3 separate regions of the Mus musculus genome follow, and regions 2 and 3 are each linked to region 1. The links are chromatin loops, found by intact Hi-C in ENCODE. Cell type or tissue: gastrocnemius. All regions are shown on one strand.

The links. Peaks named below come from ENCODE experiments on the same cell type or tissue, not always from the same donor. Only the 100,000 strongest peaks of a DNase experiment are listed, where the experiment ranks them.
Region 2: a loop joins it to region 1, with 2.6 times the contacts of the local background. A loop is called at or near these places in 5 of 42 quality-filtered maps.
Region 3: a loop joins it to region 1, with 2.1 times the contacts of the local background. A loop is called at or near these places in 9 of 42 quality-filtered maps.

Annotation. Positions count from the first base shown.
Region 1 is chr14:67,068,075-67,076,074 of GRCm38, forward strand. It overlaps Ppp2r2a (protein phosphatase 2, regulatory subunit B, alpha), which reads right to left and starts at 4,397. Exons shown (of 10, transcript NM_028032.3): 1 at 4,016-4,397; 2 at 2,161-2,235. The coding sequence starts at 4,022. In gastrocnemius, a CTCF peak has its summit at 3,958; DNase peaks (open chromatin) are centred at 3,077, 4,009 and 4,397; H3K4me3 peaks cover 5,096 bases; H3K27ac peaks cover 5,009 bases.
Region 2 is chr14:67,002,945-67,010,944 of GRCm38, forward strand. It overlaps Bnip3l (BCL2/adenovirus E1B interacting protein 3-like), which reads right to left and starts at 5,933. Exons shown (of 6, transcript NM_009761.3): 1 at 5,744-5,933. The coding sequence starts at 5,840. In gastrocnemius, no CTCF peak of the experiment used is centred here; DNase peaks (open chromatin) are centred at 4,759, 5,067, 5,585, 5,984 and 1 more place; H3K4me3 peaks cover 2,249 bases; H3K27ac peaks cover 5,343 bases.
Region 3 is chr14:67,131,279-67,139,278 of GRCm38, forward strand. No RefSeq gene overlaps it. Among named protein-coding and RNA genes, the nearest start is that of Gm30438, 24 kb to the right of the region's middle. In gastrocnemius, a CTCF peak has its summit at 4,522; DNase peaks (open chromatin) are centred at 4,500, 4,774 and 5,028; H3K4me3 peaks cover 893 bases; H3K27ac peaks cover 2,086 bases.

The DNA of each region.
Region 1 (8,000 bases):
CAGCCTGGTCCCAGGACAGCCAGAACTACAGAGAAACCATCTCCAAAACAAGGTTCCAAGGCAGGTATAGAAGATAAACGCATTACACAAATAAATCAGCATGTCCTGGCTGCTGCTGGCTACAAGGGCACGATCAGACATCATAAGCTACTAATAGCAAAAATAAAAAAAATCAGAATGCATCATTAACAAAAAGCAGGCAGTCTAAGGGTGGAGCTAGCAACCATTTAAAGATTGTAATCCCTACCTATGGGCCATGTACAATAATCATATTCTGCATTAGAAAAGCAAAACTTCCCCTTAATAAACATAGCAGACAGAAGTATACCAAGTAGTTTCTGAGACTGCAAATCAAAGCAGTGTAACTTGAAAACAATGCTGCGCATGTACTTGTGAAGACACAGCACTAACAAGTTATGTTCTTTCTGAAGCGCGCACTCCAAGTAGGAGCACACTGTCACTACATATACCCTAGGAAGTTATTTAATCAATAGGGAGCAAAGTGAAGCTAGTAAGAACTGACATACAAGGAAGAATTAAAACTGATCCATCACATATATTCTGTATATGTGTGAAGTAGCACAAACTATCACTTGTTTTGGTTAAGTAATTGATATTCAGTTTAGAAAATCTATTTCTTCTGATTGAGTGAAGTCTTCTTTCTCCCCATGATTAACAAGAAGTAAACAGAGTTTCTTAAGGGTAGACAGCTTATGTTCTAGACACCACACACCCGTTCTCAACATTCAGGAGACCTTTGTTTGATAAGGGAATAAACAGTGCAACCAAGAAATGTTTTCCAAGTAGAGAGCACTTTCATAACATGCCAAGTATTACACAACCGCACAGAACCGAGGATCCAATACCTGAGTGCCTACTACTCAACAGGTAATGGAGTTACAAAATCAGGAATTCGAGACTCCTCCCTCCAACACAGGATTTATTTCCACAGAAAAGCAGCACCGATTGACCATCACTGAGTCACTCTAAACCCTTTAATTCTTTCCAAGTTTCCAGTCTCTCATGTGAGAAAGGAATAAGGACCACCAGAAAACAAAGGTAACAGAGGCTGGAAGCACAAGTGTGCCAATGACTTTCTACAGGACTCACCACACCACGCACACACTGGAGACAAATGTCACCACACAAGCATCTCCTAGTCAACAGTCTTTGGCCTACCACCACCTGAAAAGAAATCCTCAGCACAGCACTCTATGGCAGCAGAGGAGAACCACAAGGAAAGGTTCCACACCTAAAGAAAGGGGTACACATTTTCAGACAACCAGAAATACATACTCTTCTTTGACTTCTATTTAGAAAAATCCCACTAACTTTATTGGGGAGGCAGAGGCAGGCGGATGGATCTCCGAATTCAAGAACAACCTAGTCTACATAGCAAATTCAAAGCCAGCTAGGGACAGACAGGCAGACAGACACAGACAGACAGACAGACACACACACATCCTCTCCCTCTCAAATACACACACATACACACACAGAGTCCACAAACTATATTAAATATTTCTGAGCAAAGAATCCCTTTTGAGATTATTTGTCTCTATCACAAAAGATCACCTCAGACTGCACGCAAGACCTTGACATTTCAAAACTTTAGATACGTTCTGAAATAAATTAGCAAGTTTCTATCTCAAAAAAAGTCCCCACAGTAATTTGTTCTATCTTATCTGTCTTAACCACACGCACAAATCCCTGCAGCACAGTAAAGTGAATCATGTGGACCAGCAGCCATGTCGACCAGTGCCACATCCCAAAGCAGTGGAGTTCAAAAGAACCAGAGCCCCCCACAGAGTAAGAGGTGCTGCTGGGAGCGGTTCTGAGCTAAGAGCTGCTGGCCTCTGTTTCTCTGTTTTATCGAAAAATAACACATAAACATGAAGACCAGTCATTTATATGTAGAATGTATGTAACAAAGACACCTTAGTCACACAAACCTTAGAGCACTGACTGCTGGACATCTACTTCATTAACTCAATGAAAAAAAAAAAGATAAGCAAGACATAAGAAGATATACAGACTTTTCAGAAAGGTGATTTTTTTTAAAGCTATCATCCCACCTCTCAGAAAGCAAACACAAAACACTGAGTTCCTTCAGCACCCAGGACTTTTAAGTCGATAGTCGTCACTGTTAAAATGTCTTACCTTCTGCTACGTCATCATCTACTGCTCCTTTCACCTGAGAAAAACACCACTGAATATCATTCCCTCCTCCAGCTCCTGGAAGAAGAAAACATAGCAATTAAAACTGAGCTCTGTTCTGTTTACGCTTATAAACACAGAGATGGTTCCCGAGGCTGGCATCATAACTCCCTATGTAACTACCACTGAGCCCACAGATTTGGAACCAAATTGGCCTCCAATAGTTGGTAGTGTATTAAAAACAAGTCTGCAGGTACGAAATATCCAAAGACATACAGCCTACCAGTAATTATCATCATACAGATATTTAAAACCTCACTTCCACTTTTCCCTCTCCTTAAAGACAGTCAGAACCTTTCAAGTTAAAACCTACCAGGAAAAAACAAAAACAAAAACAAAACCAACCAAAGCACCAAAGTTAGTTTTCCTTTAAATGTACAAAAGGCCTACAAAAGAGTTATAAGGCTAAACTACCATGAAATATAGAACGAAGAGAAAACTTCGGGAACATTACTGCCTGAGAGGATGATTCATGTGGACTAAGCAAACACAACACCCATTTCTTTGCATTCGTTAGGAGCAAATCACTGGTTGCAGACAGAGGAAAAGGGGCGGAAATGCACGCCTGGGAAGAGATGGTCAAAGGAGGCTGCTCCTGCCACATTCACCTACTGCATCCAAAGGACCCAGAAAAAAGCAACCTTATTCGTTGCTCATCTCCTACAATACAGTTCCAATTATCATTTCATTGTTCAGCAAGGTCAAAGGGCAGCCTGTTTATATAGCAAACTGTAAACCAGTCCAGCATAACTTCTTTAAAGGTTCTATTATCTATGCAAATATTGAAAAGAAAGGAAAATTGGTTTAATCTCCGACACTCACTGCTCAGCACTGAAGAGGAAATGGGGGGATGGGGGCACCCCGGGATTTCTGGAAAAGAAACTCAATCTCAATCCAGAATTACTCTATGAGAGGAAGGGCTTCAAGACTAAATTGTACAAAGATAACCGACTCTCAAACGACATTAAACCTCGCTTTTCCTTTACCCATTCCTTGCTAAATTATTCTCAATCAGGCTTTCTCCCCCCGCACCCCCCCCGTCCCCCCTCAGCAAGGTTTTATAAAATCCCTCTCCCTTTGGCTATTTATATCGGCGAACTCCACAACTATTTTAACTCCAAGAAACCCTTCTGGGAAAAGGACATCTGCCCAAACGCTACCGTGCAAAATGCAAAGTTTAAATTACCTTTCTCTCCCACCCAGCCCCCACCCCAATCCTTGCAACTTCTATTAAAGGCTTAGCATTCGTGAGTGGCAAAAAAATAAGACACGGGAAGGGAGCAAAATCGAAAACGAAATTCAGGCTTACACCCTCAAAACCTGACCTACCCCATTAATGTTTGTGTGGTGCTGGGGGTTGGGGGGGGGGTGACCGTGAGTTGGGGGGGTGGGGGTATGCCTCCATTGTATTTTAACTTGCAAAGCTGTCTTCCTTCTTATCGGTCCAGAATACATTTCTACAGAAAGGTTCTCAGTAGACCGGGAAGAGGAATGAATATGTAAGGAAGAGCGGAGGGAGCAGGGTGCAGAGGGGACCCATCTGCACGCCTGCACCCGCCCCACCCACGCCGTCTCCCACCCCCAACGCACCCGTGCCGTGTTCCTGTAGTGCCAGGCCCCGGGCCCGGCCTCCAGGCCCCACAGTCCCAGCTCAGTGCCAGGCCCGCCCGCCCGCCCCACACTCGGCCAGCGCCCCAGGCCGAGGCCCCGCCACCACGGTCGCTAGGGGGTGACGGAGAGCGCGCAGAGGAAGCGGCACGGCACCCTGTCAGCCGCCCAAGGGCCGTTTCTTCTTTACCTGCCATGTCGCGCTGCAAATGGTGACCCTGCCGGGCTCGTCGGGGTCTCCGCGACCGGGGCTCAGCCCCCACACCTGGGGATGGGGGGATCGAGGGCGCGGATGGAGGCGGATGGCACCTGAGGGGGGAGGGGACCGGGACCGGGGCGGAAAGGAAGCGGCCCGGGTGGAGCGGTCGGCAGGATGGTGGCGTTCACTCAGGGGCGTCCCGTCTCGTGCTCCTTCTCTCGCGGTGGAGACGGCAGCGGCGGCAGTAGCGGCGGCGGCGGCGGTAGTAGTGGCGGCGGCAGCGGCGGCTAGGACAGCGACGGCGGCCGCGGCGGCAGGGACAGGCGACTCCACTTTCAAAATGGCGCCCGCTGGCTGGCCGGTGACGTCACTTGAGGGGGCGGAGCGTCTTTGGGGCGGGTCGTGCTGTGTTAGCCACGCCTCCTTCTTGTCTTGCTTTCGCCCCGCCCCGCCCGCTAGGATCCTTGAGAAGGTCCCTGTACAGAGCTAGAGCTGCACTTAGTTTGCTGTGGCTGTGGGCTGGATGTGCCAAGCCGCGGTGCCCAAGTGGCCAAGGCCTGGCCTGTCTGCACCTCTCACTGTCCCAAGCCGTAGAGCCAAGGCCGGAACTTTGGGATGGCCTCATATGTTCACTTATGCTCAACCACATGGTGAGCTGGCCCTCTCGAGAGAATACCCCTTTTGTTGCTCCAGTGACCCTGTGGGTGAGCCCCGGAGGCACCAAAATTAAGGGAGAGTGATGCATACTTGCCACTGCCTGCCCAAGGTGAGAGTTCACTGAGCCCAGAAGGACACAACTGGACTGGTTCCATCTGGGTGAATTAGGTTACCTTCCCATGGACTAGAGCCCTTGGCTACTGCGAGCAGTTAAGAATAGCTCGCCACAGAAATTGGATGTTGTGAATGCCGCAAAAAGTAGCCAAGGTCTTTTCAGATAAAAGTGGTAAAATCAATGATTAAGAAGGTATGTTCTGCTGGGCAGTGGTGGCATACACCTTTAATCCCAGCACTTGAGAGGCAGAGGCAGGCGGATTTCTGAGTTCAAGGCCAGCCTGGTCTACAGAGTGAGTTCCAGGGTAGCCGGGGCTACACAGAGAAACCCTGTCTTGAAAAACCAAAAGAAGAAGAAGAAGAAGGAGGAGAAGGAGGAGGAGGAGGAGGAGGAAAAAGAGGAGGAGGAGGAAGAGGAAGATATGTTCTTCTGGCCGTGGTGACACATTCCTATAATCTCAACAGCGCTTGTATTCATTTAAGAGGTTCTAGAGTTCAAGGACAGCTGAGTTTGAGGCTAGCCTGGGCTATCTATAGAAGACTCTGCCTAACATACATACATCAAACACATGCAAAAAATTAAAATAAATCCATTTAAATGTAGCCTCTTCCAGTCAGACTCTCTGACATTCCCCCCCCCCTTTCCTATTCACCTTTAACTAGGTCAAATGCCCTTTCTTAGTAGTGCCAAGCTCTCCTCCTAGAGAGAGGGAGGGGAAGGAGGCAGAGGCAAGCAGATTTCTGGAGGTCAGCCTGGTCTACAGAGCTAGTTCCAGGACAGCCAAGTCCACACAAAGAAACTCTGTCTTGAAAGACAGAAGGAGGGCTGGGTAGATGGCCTAGTGGTTAAGAGCACTGACTGCTTTCCCAAAGGTCCTGAGTTCAATTCCCAGCAGCCACATGGTGGCTCACAACCATCAGTAATGGGATCTGATTCCCTCTTCTGGTGTGCCTGAAGACAACAACAATGTACTCATCTTAAAACAGTTAAAAAAAGAAAGAAAGAAAGAAAGAAAGAAAGAAAGACAGGAGGAAGAGGAGGAGGAAAGAGAACAACAACAAAATGTGTCAGGTCCAAAGGAAACTTCCCAAACTGCAAAAGGCAGTTCAAATATCCAGAAATGAGCTCAGCCTGGACTATAGGAGGATTTCTGGAAGTTAGATTAAAAAAAAAAAAAAAAAAAAAAAAAAACAGCATTCTTCAGGAACTTGTGAAGCCAGGGGCCCTCTACCAAAAATGTCATTTCCCTCACTTCTGGCAAAAAGGAGATATAGCTACCTACGTTGCCTAACTGTATATCAAAGCACATGCTGGTATCCCAAGATCCTGTGGCACATTTCAGTCCACGCTAGTGTCCTGCCCTTCTTACCTCTCCTCTACTGTAAACTCCAGCCCTCGGGTGTTTCTCTCCCAAGCTACTCCTCCTTATGACCCTGCTATTCTGGCTGTTTCCTCTATATTTTATCCTCTGCTATTATTCTTCCCTCTCCGGCATGTTCAGTCTGTGCTCTGGACTCTTCCAGATGCCTCTGGCCACTCTCTCATATCTACAACAAAACCCTCCCCTTAACCAAACTATGAAGCAGTCATGTTGTCAGTTTATACAAATAGTCTCATAAAGTATAATGCACTTTTCTGTTTTCTTAAACCACATTAAAATGATCTCAGTCTGTGTCTGTTATTAGACAGAATTCTTTGAGGCTAGGAAGTATGTTATTCATCTCCCTATCACTAGCCACATAATTCATGGGACTAATGGATGAATAAATAAGTCTTCTGGATTGGGAAGAAAAACCACTTAAATGTTGGCTCCTTAAGGTTTGCTGAACTGTAAATATTTTCTCTCTCTTTTTTTAACTTTTAAGATTTCTTTAACTTGTATGAGTCTTTCGCCTGCATGCATGTGTGTGTACCATGTACATGCCTTGTGCCCTCAGAAATCAGAAGAGTGTGTCACACCCCTGGAACTTGAGTGACAGATGGTTGTGAGCTGCCATGTGGATGCTGGGAATTGAACCTCAGTCTTCTGCAAGAGCAACAAGGGCTCTTCACTGTTGAGCCAACTCTCCAGCCCTCATTCTTCTTAATGCCAGGGGAAAAAAAAAGAAAGAAAGAAAGAAAAGAGGCATTTTAGAAGTCATCTTGGTGATCTCACCTACATTTATTAAACAACCAACCCCATTTGGTAAATAGGTAAATTGCCTGTGCGTGCATTTGCTGTAGTTATTTCCCATGGTGTCTTCGAACCTGTTTACACACTACTCAGGAGATGGGGTATCCCAATAGGATAATGTTCTCTTCTTGTACATGATCTTGAAACTTTTGTTTGAATTGGTTTTGAGTTTTGTTTTGTTTTGAGACAGGGTCTTGCTCTGTAGCCCTGACCTAGAGCTGTGTAAATAAGGCTGTCCTTGAACTCACAGTGATCTGCCTACAGATGCCTCCAAAATTCTAGGAGTTCAGGCAAGTCACCACATTTAGCTACAAGCTTTTTATCACGTGAGAAGAGTCCTAAATGTAACTCTTGATCACATGACCACGCACGGTGACCAAGCCTTGCAGAATTGAGCTCATCTTGGGTAAATGAAGAGGGAAATTCCCTCTTGGTTTTTCTGGTGACTCTTTAGAAGACTCGGACCTTTTCTGCTTTAAATCTGAGTCAAGAGAAACAAAGAATTAAAGAATCAGGAGCATATTCTAGCTGAACAGATCTCACCCTGGGTTACTACAAGGTGGCTTTTAAAATATATTACATGGTGTCTTAGGGGTCCTATTGCTAACTGGAATTCACTCACGATCTTCTGGGCACTTGGGGACTTGGGTCACTTCTCCAGCTCTGTCCTCTGCAGCACACACAGTTTATCTTTGAGGCTCCTGCTGGCTCTACTCCACTGCTGCTGCTGTTCTTAGTGATCATTGCATGCTACTGGCATCTCCAAGATGCTGGGGTCTTCTGCTGCCACTGGGATGAGCATCCACCAATAACCTTTCCTAGGCTCTCTTCAGGGACTCCAGTCCTGCCACACAGTGCCAAGCCTCAGCTGCTCTCCATGACCTCTCAAGCCTTTATAACCAGTACTACGTAGGTGACTCTTAGACTACCAAGTTCTGCTACCAACACAAGGTACAACCTTGGCCTTGTGTGCTGATTCTCAGGAAACACTTTCCAGAAGGTTGCACCTCATCAATGTTGCTCCTTTCTTC
Region 2 (8,000 bases), 65 kb before region 1:
TTTTTTTAACTTATGAAATATTTTTTTGGGACTGAAGAAATGGCTCAGAAGTTAAGAGCATGGGCCACTCTTCCAAAGGACCTGGGTTCAATTCCCAGCACCCACATGGCAGCTCGAAGCTGTCTGTAATCCCAGTTCCAGGAGACCTGACACCTTCACACAGACAAACATGCAGACAGAACAGCAATGTACATAAAATACTTTTTATATTAGTTTGCTTAGTTAGGGTTTTTCTGTGTACTCCTGACTATTCTGGAACTCACTCTGTAGACTAGAGTAACTTCAAAAATTATTTTTAAAAATAAACAAATGGAATTATACTATATTAAGTTCCTCTAAGTCACTGGTTCTCATGTCATGACCCCTTTAGGAGTCACACATCAGATATCCTGCAGATCAGATTCATGACAGTAGCAAAATTACAGCTATGAAGTAGCAACAAAATAATCTGATGGCTGGGCGTCCTCATGCTCCACAACACGCGGAACTGTACTAAAGGCCCAAAGCACTAGGAAGGCTGAGAACCACTGTGTTAAGTACTGGTTTTTACCTATAACTCTAAAATGCTTTTCCTTCTTTTTTTTTTTTGGTTTTTTGAGACAGGGTTTCTCTGTGTAGCCCTGGCTGTCCTGGAACTCACTTTGTAGACCAGGCTGGCCTCCAACTCAGAAATCCGCCTGCCTCTGCCTCCTGAGTGCTGGGATTAAAGGTGTGCGCCCGGCTTAAAATGCTTTTCAGTGTTAGTATGTGCATTCTTTTGATTACCTTGAATCTCATTTTAAAAATTTCTTTTACAATTTCATGTGTACGGGTGTTTGGCCTGCATGGTGTCTGTGTGCCATATGCATGGCTGGTGCCTATGAAGGCCAGAAGAGGGTGTCAGCACCCCTTTAACTGGAGTTAACAGTTAGGAGCGAGCCACTACCTGGTGCTAGGAATCAAACTGGAGTCCTCTTTAAGAGCAGTCAATGCTCTTAACTATTGAGTCTTCTTTCCAGCTACCTAAAATCTCACTTCTTATAAAGACACAGCATACTTTTAACTATTATCCAAAGACAATTACCCAGTAGACTATATTCTCAGTTCACTGACAGAATCAGTGAACATTCTGAAAGAGCCTTAAAAAGCTAGATTATCCTTAACTCAGCAACTGTCTTTTAGAGATAGTCTAAGTATGTGTACATGTGCCTCTGTGTGACTACATGTGCATTATGGAGACCAGAGGTCATTCTCAGGTAGTTTCTCAAGAGCCACCCTCATTTTCTGAGACAAGATCTCTCCTTGACCAAGAAGCTGATAATTAGTTGAGGGTGGCTAGCCAAGGAGTCCCAGGGATCTACCTATCTCTGCTTCCCAATGCCAGGATTCCAAGGGTGGACCATTGTGCCTGGCTTGGCATAGGTTCTGGGGAACTCAAATCCTCATACTTGCAATGACTTAAGGATGGAGCCATCTTCCTGACTCCAGCTGTGTTCTCTGTGGAAGTGTGCAGTGCCAAGGGAATGCTAGGTATACATTCCTTAGAAAGAAACCTATTAGACAGGTGTGGTCCCTCACACCTGTAACTTTGGCCAGTGGGTGTCTGAGGCAGGGGGGTTGCTACAAGTTCAATCAAGGTTATCCTGGGCTGCACAATGAGACCCTGTATGAAAACAAAATTAATCTGGTGTTGATAACAGAAATAGAAACATTTTAAAACACTAACTTTAACTTCTGAATATGACATAAAAAAGGAAAACAGGTGGGGGTGGGGAAACTTTTCTTTTGTTATTGTCTTTCACTTCAAGCCTAGGCCACCCTGGACCTCACTCATTAAGTGATCTAGGTTACCTTAGCCATGATCTGAACTCATTTACAGTCTCAGGTTCCAATGTGCCACCTCTGCCAATCCTCACAAACTCCCCTTATACTTGGAAAGGAAACAAGGCAAAGATTTCATGTAATCCAAAAAATACAGAGGAAACCACCTCCGAGGCAGTTCTCTTCCTAACAAGAAAGCTTTAAAGAGCGAGCTGAAGCAGTTATTGTTAAAGGACTGTTTACATGTTGAAAGCTGTTCTTTTGTGCTAGTTTGTACAAAGACATGGAGGCTCATTTTCTAATTGAAGTCTTCTGGAATGGCTAGGGAAAGGCATTACAGGTTCTGGCCAGTAACTCATCATCACACTACTGAAGCTTGCAGCCCCTAAGCTTCTCACCAACAATTAAATCCTCTTACACATCACAGGAAACATTCTCATTTTCTCCCAACTTTTTAAGGCCTCACAAATCACTTGCACTCAGGGGTCCTGAGAGCCTCTCTGCCTGTCTGTTTCAGGTCCTAGATGCTGGGATCTCAGATAAGCTCAAAACAGTCCCTGGCACTCTTCTGTGCCAGAAGAGTGGACACTACACATTAGTGACTGACAAAGGCATCATATGTGCCCTAGCCTGAACCTTTCCCCAGGGCAGATAGCAAGAAAAGGCTGTAATTCCAATTACACCAGAGTTATGATACCACTCTGATCTTCCTTATGCCATTCCTGCAGTCTCCTATGTGTCTTACCTTGAGAAACTTGATAGTTTTGTTAATTATAAAAGTAACTACTGGAAACATCCTTTTGGGTATTTGTCTTCCAACAGTTCCTATAGTGGTAACAGAATCAGAGAAAGGTTTCACTGTCTGAAATATATCAATAATTTGGGCTGGAGAGATGGCTCAGCTGTTAAGAGCATGCACTGCTCTTACAGAGGAACAGAGTTGCAGGGCGTGGTGGCGCACGCCTTTAATCCCAGCACTCGGGAGGCAGAGGCAGGCGAATTTCTGAGTTGGAGGACAGCCTGGTCTACAAAGTGAGTTCCAGGACAGCCAGGGCTACACAGAGAAACCCTGTCTTGAAAAACAAAACAAAAAAACAAAACCAAAGGAACAGACAGAGTTCAATTTCCAGGACCCATATCTGTTTGTATTCCAGATTCCAAGGATCTAACGTCATCTTCTGGATGCTATGGGTACCTGCACTCAAGTGGACATACCACAACATAGGTACGTGTACACACACACACACACACACACACACCCCTAAAATAGTCCTTAAGAAATTTTAATAATTTGCTATTAACACTCTGCTGTGGGGCTAGAGAAATGGCTCAACAATTAAGAGCAGTATCTGCTCTTCCAGAGGACCTGGGTTGGATTCCCAGCATGACTTGGAGGCGCACAACCATCTGTACTTCTGTTCCAGGAGATTTGATGTCCTCTTCTGGCCTCATAGGCACCAGGTATGCACATGGTGCACATACATATATGCAGGCACACCCATACACATTAAAACGGACAGACAAACCCTCTGCCATGATCCTTGAACTAAAGATAAAAATCCCAAGCCAGAGATAATCTGTATGTGTTTCAGCTGCTGTTTTCCACAGTTGTGGAACTGCGGCCAGCAAAGTGCTTAGAGTTATCAGCAATTAGGATGGTTTTAGATGTCTGAGTAAGTTGTTTTGCTCATCCAAAAAAAAAAAAAAAAAAAATCACTTGGAAGAATCAATAAAGTTTGTTTTGTTCAATCCAGGGTTGTGTACTAAACTTTAAAAAGCAAACAAAGGCCAGGCAGTGGTGGCACACCCCTTTAATCCTAGCACTTGGGAGGCAGAGGCAGGCAGATCTCTCTGCCTCTGCCTCTGCCTCCCAAGTGCTGAGGTCAGCTTGGTCTACAGAGTGAGTTCCAGGACCGCCAGGGCTACACAGAGAAACCTTGTCTCGAAAAAAAAAACAAAACAAAACAAAACAACAACAACAACAACAAAGCAAGCAAAGTAAGAGGCAAGGACAATAATTAAACCTGGCACCATCGAGCTTTCAGTAACTTTTAAAAGTACAGCTTAATTAGCCCAAGTACAATACTTTTTATCTAGCAGATTTCCCAAAGTAACATCTGGTATCATCTATAGGCTGGAGGGTCTCCAAGAGCCATTGAGAAAACTAAGGAAGAAGCTGGCTGGTCCATGACAAACACCTCCCAGGTCTGTGAGACTTAGGAATAAACAAACATAGCTCAACCCTTTTCAGTTCTGTTGTTAATAAAGAATCCAAGAAAAATGAAAATCCCTTTGAATTTTCCAGACATCTAAGCAGTAAGAAGACGCTGAGCACAACTAACTCATAAAGGCCCAGGCGGAAGATACTCATATATAAGCATGCCAAAAACAAGGGAAGGCTCCCGAAAGCACCCATGGGCCTCAAAAAAGAGCCACAGCTTCTGGAAATAACATGAAGCATGTATTTCTTTAGTCTTTTCATTTCCAAAAATGTATGCTAAAGATGGGTAAAAATTTTAAATTCTGAATTATGTGATTATGAGTAAAATTTAAGGACACACTTGACTAGATCTTTGTAAAAGCCGGCATTTTAGAGAAGTTATCAAATATTGCTTATCAAAATATGGGGCAGGGACAGAGTCTTAAAATTCCTGAATTCTTTGTTCCTTATTTTTTGGTTTTGTTGTTTTCTGACACAAAGTTTTATTCTGGGGACCACGCTTACTACACTTCCCTAGTGCTTGAATGACAGGCAAGTGGCACCACACCTGGCTAAAATACCCAAACGCTCCTGCCACTATCCTCTAGACTCAGTAACAGCTCTTCCCTAAACCGTTCTGGCCACCCTGGAAGCCATCCCTCTTATGAAAGACACTGCCTGACCTTTAAGCATACAAATGGCTTTTAAAGAACTTCATCTGGCCCTGTGACAACTACCACCACCCACTACCTCTTTCATTAAGACATGAAATCCAAACAGAAAGGTTGGGCAAGAAGGTCCGGCGATCTCACAACAACAGCGGACACTCTGGGGACAAGATGTCTGTTTGACTGCAACTGGATCCTGACCATCAACTTTCAATTGCTAGTACCTGTGGCCTGCGTCTGTTGTGTTGTTTACTGTATTTCCTGAAGTTCACTGCAGATTTGGCTGAAATGGACGTGATCCTAGGGCATGTGCTGGGCACCCAATCCATTTAACATAAGAAACAGCACTTGAAAAGTTACTAGTATGGTGGCTGCCGCCTGTCACCCAAGAACTTGGGAAAGTGGAAAGTAGGAGGGATCAGGTCACTCAGCAACACAACGAGTGAGGCCAGCCTGGGCTACATGAGAAGCTCTCTCAAAAAAAAAAAAAAAGAAAGAAAAAGAAAAGAAAAAGCAGTAAAATATGAATTCAAGGTTAACAGCAACAAAAAACTCACTTGAGAAACTTGGGAATTTTCAGACTAAAAAAAAAAAAAAAGATAAATGTCAGGGGCGGAGCAAGCACCCTGCACGAAACTCCGATGACCCCCTGGACCGGCGTGTGGTAGGAGGCGAGCTCCGCAAGCACACCTGCGCGGCCGCACGTCCACCCGCCACGCCCGACCGGTCGCGTCCATCCCCCGGTGTCCCCGCCGCACGTCCCATGCTCCCCCTCCGCTGGCCAGCCTCCGCTTGCCACCCCGAGTTGCGTGCGCCTCCGGCTCCCGACGCCCACCGCGACCCTAAACCTCGGCGCCCAAGGCGCAGGCCGCGAGCCAGCGCCGAGCGCCTGCTCCTAACCGGAGCGCGCCGCTGTCAGTCATACGCACAATCTCGGTCCCAACCAATGAGCTGTCGTCTGCTCCCGCCCACTCCCCCACCACCACCACCAACCCCCCCCCCCCGCCCGCACGGCGGCGGCCGAGCGGCTCCTCCTCCCCCATCCCTCCGCTGAGCCCGGCGGCCCCGTGCTCACTGTTGAGGCCAGCGGGCGGCGGCAGGGGCTGCTCCCCTTCCTCGCAGTTGTTGTTGTTGTTGTGCAAGGGCGGCGGCGGCTCGACTAAGTGAGACATGGTCTGGAGACTGGAAGCGGCACGGCCGCAGGACGACAGTATCCGGCTCTCGAGCAGCAACACAACAAGTCGAGTTCCCCCGCCCCCTTTTCTGCGTCTGCGCAGTCCCTCCCTTCGTGACGTCAGGGCCCTCCCGGACCATGTGATGACAACACAGGCAGCTGGACGGCGGGGTCGGAGCCCAGGATAGGGGGCGTGACCAGGCCGGGCTGGGCGGGGCATTCGCGAGCTGCTCGGGACGTGCGGGTGCGGAAGTCGAGCTGATACGGGCGCCAGGAAAGAATTCCTGCGAGTCAGTCGCAATAGCCGGAAGGGCTGAGCTAGGAAGTTGGCATTGGATTGAGATTAGGGAGGAGTGTGCAGCCCGGAAGCGCGCGGGGCCTGAATGGAACCCCTCCCACGCCTGCAGTATCCACTTAAGAACTCACCCGTGGCTTTAAAGAAGCAGAAAACCCCAGTTCCTCCCCTTAGTGAAACATCCATTTGTGCCTCCCACAGAATACCGTGGGAGGTACCTTGGAGCTAATCACCTTGTTGGAATTTATAACATTTTAATTGCAAAGGTAACATGTAATCACGGTTTAAAAAAAAAATCAATGGCTGGGCGTGGCGCACACTTGTTATTTCAGCTCTTTCTAAGACTGAGGCAGGAGGATTTCGAGTTCCCTGCAGCCTACGCTATCGAGCGACCCATTGCCTTCAAAAACAAATTAAAAGGGAAAAGAAAATACAGATTTACCCAAACCCTGGTTGTTATCTATCTCTGTAAATGCCCTACCTCCTGTACGCTGGTTGCTGACTCTGTTAATGTTCCTAAATACTCCTACGTCGTATCTTTGTCAAGTTTCCTTGACCCGATTTTTGTATAATGTTTTTCTCAATATTGTACTTGCCTTTTAACTTTGCTTTAATTGCAGTTGTTGAATTTTCATGTAATTGTCTTTTTTAAAAATATGGTCTGAGATACCCAAACACGGAAATACTAAATCTAGGACCAGCCAGTGAGATGGTTCTGCCGGTAAAGGCGCTTGCTGAGTAAACCTGCAGACTGAGTTCATTGCCCGGAGCTCCCGGTAGATGGGAAGAAAGCTAACAAAGTTGCCTTCTGACCTCCACCAATGCACCGTGGCATATGCCCTCCCCCTCTAAATCATAAATACAGGCACACACAATAAGTCTTTGTCACTTTGAATTGACATCCAAAAACATGATCTGGAGGGATAGCTTGGGGGGTTAAGCACACTGGCTGCTCTTGCAAAGGACTCAGGTTTGGTTCAAAACACCCACATGACAGCTCGTTCACAGGGCACTCAATGCTGTCTTCCGGCATCTGAGGGCATGAGAAACCCGCATGGTACACAGACATACGTGCAGGCAAACATCCACATGCATTTATAAAACCCCAATTCTCTGGTGAGATGACTCCGGTTAAAGGCTGGGCTGCAGCCCAGAGTTATATACTGAGTTCAATCTCTGGGGCTCACATAGTACAAGGAGAGAACCTACCCCACAAACTGTCCTTGGACCTCCACATGTACACAGTGCCATACACACATAAATAGTGATAAAAATCATCTCTTAGGCCTCCCACATACAGTGTTATATTTATAAAGGCATAATGCAGGTATAAAAACATTCCTCTGGGTCTTCTCATTTTATGTCTAAGTACTTCATGTACCTGAGACTGACTTAACATATAGTGCAAAGTAGGCAAAATAGACCACTCATCTTATTCTCTGACCTCCACAGGCATGCCTCCTCTCAAATACGTAAATAGAAAATTAAAGCAAAAAGACAGATTTTTCAAAAGATCCAACTAGGAATGAAAAGAAACACGCCTCATATTGAGAATGTACTCTTTGGAGCATACTCTGTAAGAATCTTATATCCAGACTAGAAACACTGGGAGCAGGCAAACAAACTGGGTCACATTGTTCTGTTTCTTTCAGACTCTGTATGAACCTTTTATTTGCGTGTATGTGTGTGCATGGGTGGATGCATGTGTACAATCTCCATGACTTGCACCCCCCAAGGCAAGAAGATTGACTGGATTCCTCTGGAACTGGGATCACAGATGGCTATGATACACCATGTAGGTGCCACAGGAGATCCTGAGCCATGGCTCTGGCCCCACCCGAACCTTTTTGATAGTGTGGCTTG
Region 3 (8,000 bases), 63 kb after region 1:
TAGATGTGGCTACTGGGGGTTCCAGGTAAAACGGGTTTCTGGGTATTGGGAGCTGGCAATTAGGAATGGGGATAGGCTAAAAGGGGCTTGAGGGGGATACACCGGAAGGGGGAAATCAAGGTGTTTCACCAGGGTCTGCTGGGAATGAGGGTAGAGCATGAGGAGAACCCACAGCAGAAGGTCTGCTACAGAACTGGTTGTGAGACTGGGGATTGGATCTGAAGGAGTGGAGGGAGATGAGTAGATCTGCAGTTAGCCAATTTGCTTCCCTAGTCAGAGTGGCTTGCGTTTCCTCGGGGAGTGCCTGCTGGAGTTGGGGGTGGGTTAGGAGGGGAAGATCTATGTGACCCACTAGAGCTGGGGGCAGGAGGTGAAGGGAGCTGCAGCTGGTGCTCTGCTGCAGAGATGGGGATGAGGCTGGCTGGATGATTGCTTTTGGTGGGGCAGAGGGCAAGATAAAGATCTGCAGTCAGTCTACTTGCTTCTCTAGCAGGCGTCTGGCTCACAACTCTAATGGCTGAGAAGCTCAGACATCTTGAGAGCTTGGGATAGGGAAGAGAACAAACTAAGAGCTTAAGAGAGGAGAGAATCGGAGCTGATACTATTAGTTGAATGGAGACTGGCCTAAAGCTGCAGCCATCCATCTGTATGTTGGCTTCATGATTTCTCCATACAGAATGTATTGCAACCACACTTGATGTCTGTGGGGACTGCAACCTACTATGGGAAATAAACTGAGTCTCAGCCATTTACAAATAGCCAACTGTTAAACTCTGTTTTTGTTTTGTTTTTATTTTTTTTTAAGACGGGGTTTCTCTGAGTAGCCCTGGCTGTCCTTGACTCACTTTGCAGAGTAGGCTGGCCTCAGACTCAGAGATCTGCCTGCCTCTGCCTCCTGAGTGCTGGGATTAAAGGTGTGTGCCACCACCCAGATGGAAGCCTATAAGATAGACAACTGACACTGCACTTCTGCACACCTTTCTGTGTCTTGTGTGTCATGTTTTGTTTCTCTTCTTTGGCTATAAATGTAGCCTGCCCATTTGGTAGACTGGTGCATTCTGAACTTTGAGTCTATACTGCTATTTGGTTCTAGAATAGTAAATAAAAGCAATTGGGAAGTGGAAAATTGGGGATGGAGAGAAGAAGGTTCAGTGGTTGTAGTGCTTACTGCTCTTGCAGAGGGTCTGAATTTGGTTCCCAGCACCCATAGCAGGCATCTCAACAGCCACCTGTAACTCTTGTTCCAGGGAATTTGAAATCCTCTTCTGGCTTCCACATAACACACACACACACACACACACACACACACACACACACACACACTTTCTGCTTTATGCAGACGTCAGCTCTTAAAGCATTCATTGTTAATGCTGAGCATACGCTTGTGTGCTGGCTAGTTTTATGTCACTGAGATGGATAGACTTTGGGTCTGGCTAATTTTGACATGCCGTGGGGTTTTTTTTTTTTTTTTTTTTTTTTGTGTGTGTGTGTTTTTGTTTGTTTTGTTGTTGTTGCTGTGTTCCCTCCCCTCTTGTTTTTTTTTTCCCTAAACTAATAAAGTTTATAAAATGAAAAAAAAAAAACATACCACAGCACTGCCTTACTAAATGTCACTTGGCAGAAAGAGGGCTACAGAACCATCTTGGTGCCCCTCCCCCTTCTCTTTTGCGGTAGGAGCTTGCTTTGCATTCCCGGCAGACCTGAAACTTCTAATCTTCCCATGTCCACCTCCGAAGGATGGGGCTCCAGGACTGTGTTGCTAGGCAGCTACTCTTTCATCAGAGCCTTGTATTCAGCTCCTGTTATTATTTTCCTTTTGGAGTCTGAGACTCAGTCAGACAGAGTCTCAAAAAGCCCACGATGACCTAGAACACTGTGAAGCCAAAGATGATGAGAACTCTTGGCCTTCCTGCGTCCCTCACCCAGGTGCTGGGATTTCAGATGTGTGCCATCACGTCTGGTCAAGGGAACCAAACACTGCTATTCTGTTCTTTCCATGCTGAGCGTCCAGCGCCCGTAGGATTTCCAAGGCTATAGATCTCTGGGGTTAGTGGGGGTTTTAAGACGGAAGCTTGGGAAATACATGTGGGCTGGGAATGTAGGCTTGTAATTGTTCAGCTTCCCTGTGCTATTTAAAGCCTTGGAGTGAATGAGCTGTGCAAAGGAAGAGGAAAAGAGGGCCCTGGTGGAAACTCTGAGGATCCTGAAAACTCACCGAATGGAGAAGGAGCCTGAGACAGTGGGGCTGCAAAATAAAAGAGGGTTAGATCTAGACAAGGCAGCCTCTTGGGGGTCTGCAGCCTTGTGGGTCCAGGTTGCACAGGCCTTAAAGGGAGAAGGACCTGGTTTCAGCATTATGGCGTCAGCAGGAGCCCTTTGAGTGGAGCACTGAGTGGGTCCCAGACATGAGAGGAACAGGGGATGGGAGGGTGAACACAGGCTTCTCTGTTACTCTTCAGGCCTTTAAAGCAAGCTAACCTGAGGAGGGTGTGGGTAGAGCACAGACTTTTTCTTTAAGGTGGAAGGAAGGCAGTATCTGAGGCTGAAGCCACAGGAAAGAGATGAGAGCTGCAGAGGATCTCTGAGGTGGCTCAGCAGGGAAAGACGCTTGTCACATAAGCCTCAATATCTGAATCCATGGCGGAAGGAGAGAGCAAGAGCACCCAGTGTTTGCTTCCATTTGGGCTTCTCTCTCTCTCTCTCTCCTTCTTTCTTTCCTTCCTTCTCTTTCTTCCCTTTCTTTCTTCCTTCCTTTCTTTCTTTCTTTCTTTCTTTCTTTCTTTTTCTTCCTTCCTTCTCTTTCTTTCTACTTTCCTTCCTCTTTCTCTCCCTTTCCTTCTTTCTCTCTCCCCCTTTCTTTCTCTCTCTCTCTTCCTCCCTCCTTTCCTCCCTCCCTTCCTTCCTTCCTTCCTTTCATTCTTTTGTTATTCAAGACAGGGTTTCTTTGTATAGCCACAGCCATCCTGGAACTCACTCTGTAGACCAATTGGTCTCAAACTCAGGAATCTGCCTGCCTGTGTGCTGAAATTAAAGAAGAGAAACTCCACATCTGGCTTGATTTTTTTTCTTTCTTTCTTCTTTTCTCTCTTATATTCATTCATTTTGTGTGAATATGTGTTATGTGTGCATGCCACAATTTACACGTGTGGAGGCTTTGGGAGTCAGTTCCCTCTTTCTACCATGTGGGTCCCAGGGATTGGTTTCAGATTGTCAGGCCTGTCAACAAACGCCTTACCCCTTGGCCCATCTTGCAGAAGACCCAGGTTCTGAGAACTGGGCTTCTGTTCCAAGCACGTACTTAGTGGCTCACAACTGTCTGTAGCTATAGTTCCAGGGAATCCAAAGCCCTCTTTTGGCCTCTGCAGGCACCAGGCATAGACACGGTACATAGACATACATTTGGACAAAATCCCATTCATGTAAAATAAAACAATAAAAAAATGAAGAAGGAAAAATATTTAGAGATGTATTCCTCACTTTGTGGTTTTATAAAATTGGCGCGAGCACATACACACACACTTGAGGGCATGCACAAGTTCCAGCACGCACAGAGCATGTCTGGTGAATGGAGAACAACCTTGAGGAGTTGGTCTCTTCTTCCAGCATGGATTCAGGTGGTAAGGCTTGCATGGCAAGTGTCTTCTCCTGCTAAGCCATCTTGCCTGTGCTGTTTCCTGACTTCTGCTGAGGGGATGTGCTTATTGCACCAACGTAAGGTTGAAAAGCCATAAACTTGACTATCGGAAGTTGAGGCTCTATGCATGTAGTAAGTACTTATGTGACGGGAACCTTTTTTTTCCTGAGTTGGAGTTGAAAAGACAGCCTTGAATCCTTTTCCAGGGTGACTACAGTAGTCATATGCACACACAACATGTAAAAAGGACATCATTGAAAGGCTGTGCAAAATAGACACATAGACATTTCCCCAGAGGTCCAACAACAGTTCTGAAGTGAGCATGGGATCTGGGATGCGAGCGGGAGGGGCTGGTTGCTTGTGTGCATCTAACAAATAGCAGTCAGCGACTACCAAAGGGTCCATTGAGCGTTTTCTGAAAGCAGAACAATGTAGCAATTTAGTCTCTATGACATCACTTTTTAAAAATAGCTGCTTTCAGCAACCGATACGGGTTCATAATGAAAACGTTTTTTCATCTCGTTTGGGAAGAGGGCGGGGGACATTTGGGGGCAGGAGTGACCAGGGACTAAGTGAGATAAATGTCCTAATTGTACCCAGGCTCCAAGTAAATAGAAATGTAACTGGCACGGAGCTGCAAGGTCACGTGTTTACTCTCTCATTAAAAATATTAAGCAAAAAAGTCGGTTCCATTGTCTGGCCTTCTGGCATTTTATCTTCAGTGGTGTTTAGGAGATTAGGAACAATAGGTGGTAACCAGACAGTCTCTAAGGCTGCTTCCAGCGGCCTTTCTGGGGGTGCTGAAGGTGTGGCCAGATTGAGGCCTGGGCCAGGCTGGGCTGTGCAGCAGGTCCAAGGGCTGGTTCCCACCCGCTGCTGCCACCCCCAGGACAGATCATCCTTGGGGCTTTCAGATCCTCTAGGCTCACAGTCTGCCATCCAGCAGACCACATGCACGGTTCAGTTTACTAACCTAACCCATAAGAACCTTATTGCCCTAGGGCTGCAGGAAAAGGTTTAATAGGCGGTGTCAGGAAAGTTTCCTAGTCTAAGTGTACCCCTGCCCCGCCTTTCCCCAACCCCCCACAGGGCAATTCTCAACCCAGACCCAACACCAGGTTCTAAGTGTGCAGCTGGGAAGAGTCTTGGATGGGCTCCAAGGCTTGGAGCTAGCACCCTAAGAGTCCCTTCATGCGCAGCTGCTGGAGCCCTAGCTAAGATCACCACTGTGCTGCTGCTGCTTCAAAATAAAAGTTCCCTGAAAGGCAGGACAGGGAAGTTCTTTTGTCCCCCCCCCCCCCTTAGTCCCCCTCAATCCCTCCCTTCCTGCATGCCTCCATCCCTGCCTGCCTCCATCCCTCCCTGTGTCCTTTTCTCCCCGCCTCCTTCCCTCCCTTCCTTCCTCACTCCCCCCTCTCCCTCCCTACCTCAAGCAAACTATCTGTAGTGCAGGCTTGTCCTCAAACTCCCACCCCCCTGCCTATATTTGTGAAGAGCTGTGGTCACAGGCATGCACCACCGTTCCTGTCCTTTTCAGAAGTTATTGGAAATGATTGGCTGACATTGTACCAGTCACTGTGTACAGACAAGGCAGAATTCCTCCCCGACAAGAGGAACCTGAGGTCTGGCTGGTGGAAACCAATGTACCATGCGATTTCTTTTCACAGATTCCGTGACAGGACACTGTCCAAAGCACAGTGGCGAGAGTGGCTCATTTCATCCAGTGTGGGGGACTGCACCCGTGAGGCAAAGCTTAGGGGAGGCGCCACGGTTTATGGAACCATCAGAACCATCAGGGTCTGATTCCATGTCAGGCGGAGTTCAAGTAACAGCAGCAAGGTTTTGTTGAGCATCTTCTATGCCCCAGGCACCGTTTCAGAGCCATCCACTCTGTCCTTCATTGAAGCATCCTGGTGCATGCCTTTAATCCTAGGACTTGTGATTTAGTTCAAGTGTCCATTGCTTTGAAGAGACACCAGGACCACGACAACTCTTATAAAGGAAAGCATTGAATTGGGACAGGCTTACAGTTCAGAGGTTTAGTCCATCATCCTTAGAGTGGGAAGCAGGGTGACCTGTAAGCAGATCCGAGGCTGGAGAGAGTTCAACATCTTGATCCGAAGGCGGTGAGATACACTGGCCAGACTTGAGCTTATAAGGACTCAAAGCTAGCCTCTACTGTTACACAATTCTCCCAACAAGGCCACACCTAATAGTGCCACTCCCTATGGGCCAAGCATTTAAACACATGAGTCAGGTGTCGGGGGGGGGGGTCATTACTGTTCAAATCACAACTGAGGAGGCAGAAGAAGGCCGATCTCTATGAGTTCAAGGCCAGCTTGGACTACATATCAAATACCAGACCGGCCAGGGCAACATAGTGAAACCCAATCTCAAAAAAACCTACCAAACTAATTAGGAATAGACTTCCTCCTCTCTTCTTCCTTCACTCCTTCCTTTCTTTCCTCCTCTCTTCCTTTCCTCCCCTACCTCTATGATGGGGGTCTCATAATGTAGCCCAGGCTGGTCTTGAACTCATGATCCTGCCACCATCTCCGAAGTGCAGGGGTTATAAAAGTGTGTGCTGATACATCTGGCTTACCATCCCTTTTTTTTTTTTTTTTTTTTTACATTATTGGGCAATCAACATTTGAATTTATATCGTTTTAGATATGTTCTAATCCAGAGATTTCTAAGACGATAGGAAACTTGTGTGTAGGTCAGCACAAGCATTATGATATTTTATAGAGAAACTTGACACCTCAGAATGTTGGTGTCTTCAAGGGTCTTGGTATCCGTTCCTTGACAATGCTGCAGGTTCACTGTACCAGGATGAGAACCTAGCCGCCACTTTTTCTGACCATACAGGTCATTCTTGTGATACCTTATGTTATAAACCAAGAATAATCTCAGTGTCACACAAAGAAACACATCTATGTGTGCTTGCTAGAACTAATTGGGTCTTAGAACACTCTGCAAGCACATGTAACCAAGATGGCTTCCATCTTTTATCCCAGATCTTAGTAATGACTACATCTTATTTTTTTTATTTTTTTGGTTTTTTGAGACAGGGTTTCTCTGTATAGCGCTGGCTGTCCTGGAACTCACTTTGTAGACCAGGCTGGCCTCGAACTCAGAAATCTGCCTGCCTCTGCCTCCTGAGTGCTGGGATTAAAGATGTGCACTACCACACCCGGCTTAGTGACTACATTTTATCTCACTGGTGAGAGCTCATCTTCACAGTTTGATGCTACTGGCCAATCGGGCACTAAGAGGAAGAGACAGGTTCAGGAAACACGAGTTCTTTTCAGGTTAACTATCTTTTTAAACAAAAAGTTTCTCACACTTAAGATATGTGATGATTTAGTCACTTTTCCTTACGGCAGTTCTCCCATTTGAATGACTGGAAAATGCCAAGTTGTACATGGAAAACACCACGTGCTACAGTATGTGTCTGTGACAGTGTGTGAGCCAGTAGACAATCTCACAATGGCTGAGACTGGGACCAGCATCCAGATACCAACATCTTACATTTGAGTTTTAGCTACACATACTACTTGCTTGGTGGTCTTCGCCGCTCTGTGTCTCAGCCTTGCCATGTATATTACTGGTTTTGAGACGGTGTCTTGGGTGACCCAGGATGACCTCAGACTCATTATGTTGTCAAGAATGCCTTTGAGTTCCTGAACCTTCCATCCCCACCTCTCAGATGCTGGGTTACAAGGTGTCCTACCACCTCCAGCTTCATTTGTTTATTTCGGTTTTTAGAGACAAGGTTTCACCACATACCCCAGACTGGCCTTGAGTTTACTATTTGGCCCAGGCTGGCCTCAAACTTGCAGCAATTCTGCCTCAACCTCCTAAGTACTAGAGTTATAGGCCTGTGCCACCATGCCCAACTAATGTAATTTCGTATTTGTTTTTTTATGTATGGATGTTTTGCCTGCATATATGTCTGGGCAGTAAAGTGCCCTTGAAAGCCAGAAGAAGGTATTGGATTCCCTGGAACTGGAGTTATAGATAGTTGTAGGCTTCCACGTGAGCTCTGGGAATTAAACCCAGGGCCCCTAGAAGAACAGCTAGTGCTCTTAACCACCGAGGAGTGTCTCCAGCCCCAGCTAATCTCATTTATAACACAGGTAATGGGAAGATGTATTTTCTAGGTAGTAGCTTTCAGGATAGAAGAGATCATGCGGTGGGTACCTGGTCTCTTTTGTACTTGAGCTATCTCAATGACCTACATGTTCTGATACAATGTAAACGCCTTGCCTAGAGTCATTATGTGTATTATTCAGGGAATGACAAGACAAAGTCTGTACATAGTCGCTAAGAGACTGTTTTTTTTTCCCCCAAGTATTTTCAGTCT